2 separate regions of the Homo sapiens genome follow, and region 2 is linked to region 1. The links are chromatin contacts, found by Hi-C or POLR2A ChIA-PET in ENCODE. All regions are on one chromosome and are shown on one strand. The core of a region is the stretch at or near the end of the contact, and the rest is flanking DNA. Distances in the headings are between cores, read along the strand shown. Region 1 overlaps LOC105377732 (a long non-coding RNA gene). Region 2 has its middle 13 kb from the start of LINC02995.

Region 1 (4,164 bases), core at 120-2,619:
CTTTTTCAAAGAAAGGAGGTGTGAGTGTGGCATCTCGGGGGCTTCACTATTTGGTTTGTGTGACTGTGAGTGGCTTCAAACAACAGATATTTACTTTCCCACAGGAAAGGGACACCTTTCACAGTGTCACAGGTCTGCACTCCCTCCGAAGACTCCAGGAGCAACTCCTCCCTGGCCTCCTTGGCTTCTGGCTGCCTCCCTCCAGCCTCTGCCCCTGTCTTCATGTGGCCTCCTTCTCCCTGTGTGGCTGTGTGTCCTCTCCTCTTATTACAAGGACACCAGTCATTGGAGTTCATGCCCACTCAAAATCCAGGACGCTTTTGTCATGAGAACCTTAATGAATTACATCTACAAAGACCCTATTTCCAGATAGGGCCACATCCTGAGCTTCCAAGGGGACATGAATTTGTGAGCTACACTATTTGAACATGACAGTGTATCTCCAAGACACTGTAGCGCCAGCCCCCAAAGTGTACCAAGGACTCGGAGAGAGTGGAGGCCAACCCTTTGCTGTTTCTTTGGGATCTGCCTCAGTATGGCGCCAGGTGCTAAGCAGATGGCTATTGAGTGACCTAGAGTAAACCGGAAATAAATTCAGAAAAATCAATCGGTGCATGATTTCATTAAAGTTCCCTCCATGTATGCAGTTCTGTACCCACCGTTGGCATCCCCTAGTCATCACTGCTGCCTGGTAGCAATGTACGGGGCATCCCACACCACACAGCACTGTTTACAGAGATGTGGACTTGTGACTGTCCTCTCCTCAGGACAGACGTTGGCCCCATAGCTTCTCCAGCCCTACAGTCCACCTAGTGCAACCTCTGCAGACCTAACTGTGTCTTGCAGTGTTCCCCTGACCGAGAGCTCGCTGAGTCCAAAATCCACACAAAGGGCCTCTTCAGGTTCCCTCCTAGTCCTGTTGCAGCTCAGCCTTGTTCCCTAAATGTTCTCTGGTGGGAAAACAAACCAAACCAAACCCCAGAACCCTGGTTTGGTTCTCAGCGATATAAACAATATTTGGATTTGGTTCGAGGTTGAGCAAACGAGTGCAGTTTGTTCCGGTTTTTGGTTCAAGGTTCAGGCCAAGTCTCTGCTCCAGACAGAAAGAATGTCCCTGGAATGAATGCCCCTTCCAACTAGGACTCAACAGCTAAAAGGCCAGGGTGTCCCAACGCAGGCCGCCTGCTCAGAGGACTCCCAGGGACCTCCCTGCAGCTTCCAATCCAGGCCCCCAAGGCCCCGGGGACTGGGCCTGGCAGCACACCTGCCCAATTCTCTGGGCCCATGCCACCTTCCATGGCCTAGAAGCAGAAGGCCATGGCCCCACAGGCTAGGCGCCAGGGCAGCTGAGCAAACACCCTCAGCTCAACTGCCTGGAGGCAGGGGCAGCCGGGGAGTGGGTGCCCCTGCATAAATCCGCCACAGTGGCCACATGGCACAGCACCTGCTCCCTCTCTCTGGTCAGGGTCTAAACTCAAACACTGCCCAGCAGAGAACCCAGATAACGAAATAGAACGTTACACTGAGCAGGAAACAACAGGGAGTGGTGGGTACTGTGGGAGCCACGCAGAGGTATGCACATTCAACCCACCGCAGCCTTAGTTCAGTGCACAAAGCATCCAGCTGCCGCTTGCTGGTCAGAGCAGCCTGCCAGAGGCACACACCACAGCTTCCAGAGCAAGCAGTCCTACATCCAGAGCAGAGTTTCTGGGGGCCATTCTGCTCTCTCCTGCCCCAGACAGGAAGCCAGGCAGGGCCAAGGACAGGGCATCAAAAAGCCTCATCCCTACGGAACAACTGCAGGGGACGGAGCAGCTGGGGGTATTGGGGACACCTGGCAGTGAATCACTCCTGAGGAATGTTGAAAGGAAAACACAGTTGCACTCTGGCCTCCCTCCCACTCGGATCCACGCATCAAAGGGGTCCTCGGATGCAGGGAACTTAGTGGGCTGGGTTGATCGGGCTTGCTCTGAATGTTGGACACCAGAGGGCTGGGATCGAAAAGCAGCTCCTGAGGGACTGCCCCAATTCTGGGTTGTGGGGACAGACGCACCTCCAGCCACCATGGGGGAAACTGAGAAACACTGGCAAGGGAAGCGGAATGAAAGCGCGCAAGAAGGGCTCTAGTCCAAAACACTCCTCTTTCTCAAGGTTATTTTTTTCTAGACTTGCTCTTTAAATCACCATCCAAACGGCAGCCTTATCAAAGGCAACTCAGGTGTCCCCTGACAGCCCAAAGCCTCTGCCCAGGGAAAAGGCCGTTTCTATTCTGCCTTGGATAGAAATCACAGCCTGAGACACAATCCAGAAATATTTCCCTGTGCTGGGCGCCCGGAGAGGATTAGACAGGAGCACATGTGATTTCAGCTTGGGTGTACTCGCCGCTCAACTATGCTTGCTACGTGCTGGATTCAATTATAGGTTTTCTTACACTTATATCTTCATTAGTTCTACATTGCCGAGTGGATGGAATGTGCTGTCAGCTTAAAAAAAAAGTGTTGGTTTTTCTTCCCCCCAAGGATTCAACACTGTCCAGTCCTGTTAAAAAAAGAAAGAAAAAAAAAATCTTGGCTCACGCGTACATTGCTAATGGGTATGGAATTGATTCACAAGTCCCCAACTCTAGTTATATAAAAGTAATTACTGCAACCTAGAGTAATTGGTTCCATATCCAATATTCACAGAAGGCTGCATATGTGTATGTCTGCGTGTGTGTGTGTGTGTGTGTGTGTGTGTGTGTGTGTGTATTTAGGATTGAGAGATTAAAAAATTTTAAATGAAAAAAAACATATTCAAGAACATTTAAACTACCCATACATAAACTCCTAAAAAAATTATTTAACTGTGATAAAGATCTTGAAACAAACAAAAACGGCAGAGCTCACAAAAGATCAGAGCCCTTATGATCCAAGCATTCCAAGACTGGGGAACGGGCCATCGGGTGCGGGAAGCCACGCAGAACGGGGTCTCCAGCAGCCCGAAGGCCCATCCCACAGCCGGCCACTTGCAACCTGTGGTGGCCACTTCCTGCTCGGTGGCGCAGCCTCCTCCCGGGCACCCATGAAGCCTTTGCCTGACCTCTGTCCATGGAGTTGCTTGTCCTATTTGTGGCTCTGAGAACCACAGTTCTCACTCTGTCCCCCAGGTGGGTCCCAGAGGGCTGGAAGGCATTGTCCTAAGAGGACACAGCAGGGGTAGCGTGGAACATTCCCATACAGCTCCAGGATCACTTTAGGGAGAAAAGGGATCCACGGAAAGGAACCATGGATAAGAAGGAAGCTTTGTGGGAGAACAAAAAGACACCAAGAGTTGGAAACCAGGAAGGAAGTTAAAGTCAGGCCTTCCCCAGCGATGTGGATCAATTCACAGATTTGTGTCATGGATCTAAACGTGACACTTGACATTCATCTCTGTTAGGTGTCACACTTGGTTGGAGCCTAAGACCTTTGGCATTTTCTTTCCATCGTCTATAGCATCACCTTTCTATCCTGGCTTTGTTTCATCTGCAAATGTGATAAGCCTGCCTTCCATATCTTTATTGAGACCATTCATGAAAATGCTGTATAAGGAAAAGCCCTCCCCCGACCCAGAGTCCTCCACACAGATCGGTCTCCATCCATTCATCAAGAAGCGTTGTTCAACAGATGTACATTCACCTACCCGCTCTGCTATCCATCACACAGTTCCCCATTTTACCTGCATGGGGGATTTAGGGGATTGAGAGGAAGTAACAACTCGGAAATCAGGTTGCTAATGATGTCTTCTCTTAGTTTGAGTTCACGAAGAGTTAGAAAATGCAGTGTGCTAAAATGACCTAGTGGAGCATGCGTGCAATGCTGTGGACCCTGGCCCAGGCTACTACTGCAAATTCCACACCAAAACTGGAGAGACTGTTGGTTTCTCCTTGTGTTATCTCTGGCCAGCCTCTGTGGATTCTCAGCCTGGCAACACAGTCCTGTTTAAAAAGTTCTGGCTACTACGCGGGGTCTGTTACACACTGCCTTTGATCCTGGGGTCTGGACTGAAGCTCAAACTGTGTAATTTTTGTTGGATTCTGTTCGTGCCTCCTTCTCACCTTTGGTTTCATCAGTCTGGAAGAGTCAGTCTTCCAGAAGTATGTCCAGGCCACCAGAGTCCTTGCGGGTGTCTCCTTGACATACAATC
Region 2 (4,052 bases), core at 132-2,631, 68 kb before region 1:
CATTAAGTATGATCAAGGATGCTCCTTTAAACAAGAATAGCCAGTAAAGCGTCCCGTTACCCTTTCCTCCTTCCTCCATTCTACAGCCAGGAATGCATAAGAGACAGCTGGAGCTCTAGCAGCCATCTTGAGCCATGAGGCAAACTAGAGGATGGAAGCAAAGGCTAAGCCTGGTGAAGCAGAAATCGTGGAGGAACACAATGCCCCAGTGACCATGGAGCCATGACACCAGCCCTGGACTAACTACTTGTGGAACCGTTTTAAATGAGAGAAAAATCAGCACAATTGTGTACATCTGCTGCTCTTTTAGGCACTGCAATTTGTTTTGCTTGTTTTTAAACCTCTCATAAATGGAATCACGCTGTGTGCCCTTTTTTGCATCTGGCTTCTTTCACTCATTTTCATGTTTGTGGATTCTTCATGTTGCTGCGTATAGTTCTTGATGGACACATGGGTTGTTTCCAGCTTGAAGTTATTATAAACAATGCTGCCTTGAACATTTTCACATGTTTCTTGATGCACAGATGTACACATTTCTTCTGGGAATATACCTAAGAATAAATAGCCAGATCATGGGACAGGCATAGGTGCAACCTTAGTAGATACTGCAAAGAATTTTCCAAAGTTTAGTCATTTGACATTCCCACTTGCACAATATGAGAATTCCCATTGCTCCACTTCCTCGTCAACACTTAGTATTATTTGCCTGTTTTATTTTAGCCATTTTGGAAACTATGCTGTGGTATCACCTTATGTTCATTGGCCATTCAGATATCAACCTTTGCAAAGGGCCTACTCAAGTCTTCTGGCCAGTTCTCTATTGAGTTGTAGGCTTTTTCTCTTACTAATTTGTAGCTCTCTTCTGGCTATGACTTCTTTGATGAATATATGGTTTGCAAATACTTTCTCTCATTCTGTGACTTGTCTTTTCACTCTCATAAGAGTGTCATTTGATGGGTCAATTTTCAAGTAATAAAATCCATCAACCATTTCTTTATGGTTAATAAGTTTTAGTCCTGTCTAAGTCATCTTTGCCTACTCCTTTGTGTCTTTCTAGAAACGTTGCAAACGTCATAATTTTACCTTTCGTATTTTGATGTGCAATCCATCTCCCAAATACTTTTGAATGATCCATCGGACACCCATGTAGGTGAGAAACCTGTTTATAATTGTCTGACTAGAGTCCAACTCAGCCTTACACATAAACACCAAGTCGTTTTTGCACTGTTTAATACACACTGAGTTTCCCAGAATGTAACTCCTGTGTAAATTTAGAGAAGATCACATTTTGTTTTATTTGGAACTTTACCAAGATTTGAATCACCATTTCAGAAAAAATACCACTGACAAGGAAGCTGCCCGAGGCACATGAGTCCCCAATAACATGCCTGTGCCCGGCCGCATCCTAGGGAATTCTGTGCTTTATGTGCACACACACTTCACTGGCTCTCAAACTGTTAACTATTAAGGAAAAGATGCAACAATCTTCAACTGATTTGTGTCTAACTTCTCTTCAATCCCAACACATTCTTTGTAACTTGGAGCATGTATCTGATCACTTTAAATATACCCTCTCAGGTGGTCCTGCCCAGTGCCTAGGTATTGGCACACATATTATTTTATGATAAATCACCTTACTTTAATGTCTCTTTCCTATTACAACCTGGGAATTATATGAATTTGGGAAGGGATTATATGTATAAATACATTTTATTTAGTGGCAAGATGGTAAGGGGATTTTACAAAATATTTGCTATATGAAGGAGCCACGTGGTCCATGTCATCAGCTTTGCCCAGAGGGCCTCACTTTCCAAGTCAAATGAGCACATGGAGGTGTTTTCCTAGCCACAAGAGTAGTTTTTTTCCAAAGTGGAGTTCCCCTGGGGCCAACAGTATTTCTTCTCATTAAATTTGTCTCCCACAACCCCAGGACAAAAAACAGGTGAGTGCTCAAAGCCACTTTTCCTGGGTCCCCCATCTACCTGCCTGAAATCACAGGTGGGCCTGCTCTGCTTCTTCATTGGGTTTAGTTTCACAGTTACAAAGGTCTGAGATCAAGTCCCAGCTCTGCCTCAATCTAGCCATGTGGCTTTGGGTGGTGTGTCAACCCTTTGCCAGCCCATAGCATACACTTATTAAATGAGTCAAAGAAAACATATATGGCATAGTTATGAAAGTCACAAGGTAGGAACAAGCGCGGATGCGTGCTGAGTGCTTCCTATAAGCCAACTCCTGCACCAGTGCCTCAGAAGGAGAATCTACTTCACCCTCACAACTCTGCCATGAGTGCAGGGACCACGATTCATCCCCATTTTACAGATGAGGAAAGCAGAGGGACAGAGAGGATCAGTAAACTGCCCCGGGCTACACAGTTGGTAAATGGCACAGCGAGAGGCGAACCCAGGCAATCTGACTATCTCCCATTAAATGATAGCTTGGGCCGGGCGTGGTGGCTCATGCCTGTAATCCCAGCACTTTGGGAGGCCGAGGCGGGTGGATCACTTGAAGTCAGGAGTTCAAGACCAGTCTGGCCAATGTGGTGAAACCCAGTCTCTACTACAAATACAAAAATTAGCTGGGTGTGGTGGTGGGTGCCTGTAATCCCAGCTACTTAGGAGGCTGAGGCAGGAGAATCGCTTGAACCCAGGAGATGGAGGTTGCAGTGAGCCAAGATCACGTCATTGCACTCCAGCCTGAGCGACAAGAGCAAAACTCCATCTCAAAAAAATATATAAATAAATAAAAATAAAAATAAATGATAGCTTGTAGGGGAAGAAGTGCCCAGAACAGGCAAGACACTCAGAGAATGGCAGCTCTTGGCTGCTATTATATGCTCATTAGTTGCATAGTTCTGAACACCTACATGGATGGGTCCTCCCACCGCCCACCAAAAACTAGTTACATGCCCTTGACCTAACTGCATTTAATATACACCACAGTGGCTGTTAAACTAGTTGCTTTCTAATATCCCAACTACCTAAATTGGGCAGTGTTTGTCAATAGAACAAACACTAGTGAATGTGATGTTAATTTTAATGTCCTTGCCTGTGCTATAGGCAAGTCTGTGTTTGCATTGGAATGCATGCTGATATTTACCTAAAATATCCAATCCCATAAACAACAAAAAGCATACTATGCTGAAAATATTTCCAAGCCCCAGGCCACTTATGCCTGCAAATACTTGACACAATGAAGCACGTCTGCCCCCTTGAAGGCTGGTTGTAACGGTCTCTAGATCCTGAAGAATGTTGTCTGATGTAGACCAAGGTCAGGTATGGTAAATATAGTGGCTTCCAGCACAAAATAGACTCCACTTCCCAGCAGGTGTGGCTGCTGAAACTTTCCATTTTTGAAAATGGTTGCGGGCTGGGAGAATTTTAGGGAGGTTTGTGTGAGGTGGTGTCATGGTGGCCATCCAGAAAGCAGCAGGACCCTGGAATTTAAAGCTGACTTTCAAGTTGAGCCTCTGCTATCACAAAGTAGGCAAGAGGCCTCAGGCCCTTGAGCTTTTGCTTCCTTATCTGTCAAAGGAGAAGGTTGTACTAAGAGAATCCCTAAAGCACCCTCAGGTCTGGACTTCCAGGATGCCACAGCAGCCAAGAAGTGTCATGCTCCCCACGATTTTAAATCGGTTGGAGCTGGATCTCATTGTGAACAAGTCAGAACTTGCTTCTCTCCTGAGTGAGTTAGGTCCATCACTGCACTTCTCTGAGCCTCAGTTTCCTCCTTCGTATGATTAGGAGTAAAAATGCCATTCTCACAGGGTTGTTGTAGAGGTAACATTGGAAAGGCCTAAACATAAAATAGATGCTCAAAAAATGTCAGTTTCTTGCTGCCATGCATTTGCCCACCTTCTATTTTCTCCATGTTCCCCACTCTGCAGTCAGACCAACCCCACCTGTACCCCATGCCTGCCCATCCTTTCTTTCCCTAGAAGTCTGGAGAATCTAGATGTTCGCTTCCTCTACCCCAAACCAGCATCCAGTCCTGCACCAACGGCCACAATGGAAGCCACCTGATAAATCGATGCAATTACTTGTGTCGCGTTTGCA

What was found. A loop is a pair of places that touch in the nucleus more often than their neighbours do. ChIA-PET counts read pairs that join two places held with the same protein, here RNA polymerase II (POLR2A). Pooled maps may share reads with other maps.
Region 2: a map of esophagus muscularis mucosa shows a loop between it and region 1 (4-fold over the local background). The contact joins two enhancer-like sites. A Hi-C loop is called at or near these places in 6 of 168 maps with a recorded cell type or tissue (IMR-90, chondrocyte, esophagus muscularis mucosa and 3 more) and 14 of 50 pooled maps. POLR2A ChIA-PET finds 5 or more read pairs at or near these places in 1 of 52 experiments (SK-N-SH).

Annotation. Positions count from the first base shown.
Region 1 is chr5:173,496,741-173,500,904 of GRCh38, reverse strand. It overlaps LOC105377732 (a long non-coding RNA gene), which reads right to left. Exons shown (of 15, transcript XR_001743001.1): 11 at 4,076-4,164. Among named protein-coding and RNA genes, the nearest start is that of LINC02995, 81 kb to the left of the region's middle. RefSeq lists an enhancer at 1,538-2,204. Within about 2 kb of position 1,369, at least 13 of the 41 ENCODE cell types and tissues checked have a DNase peak (open chromatin) inside an H3K27ac peak, as active enhancers do.
Region 2 is chr5:173,564,965-173,569,016 of GRCh38, reverse strand. No RefSeq gene overlaps it. Among named protein-coding and RNA genes, the nearest start is that of LINC02995, 13 kb to the left of the region's middle. RefSeq lists an enhancer at 1-269. Within about 2 kb of position 1,381, at least 2 of the 41 ENCODE cell types and tissues checked have a DNase peak (open chromatin) inside an H3K27ac peak, as active enhancers do.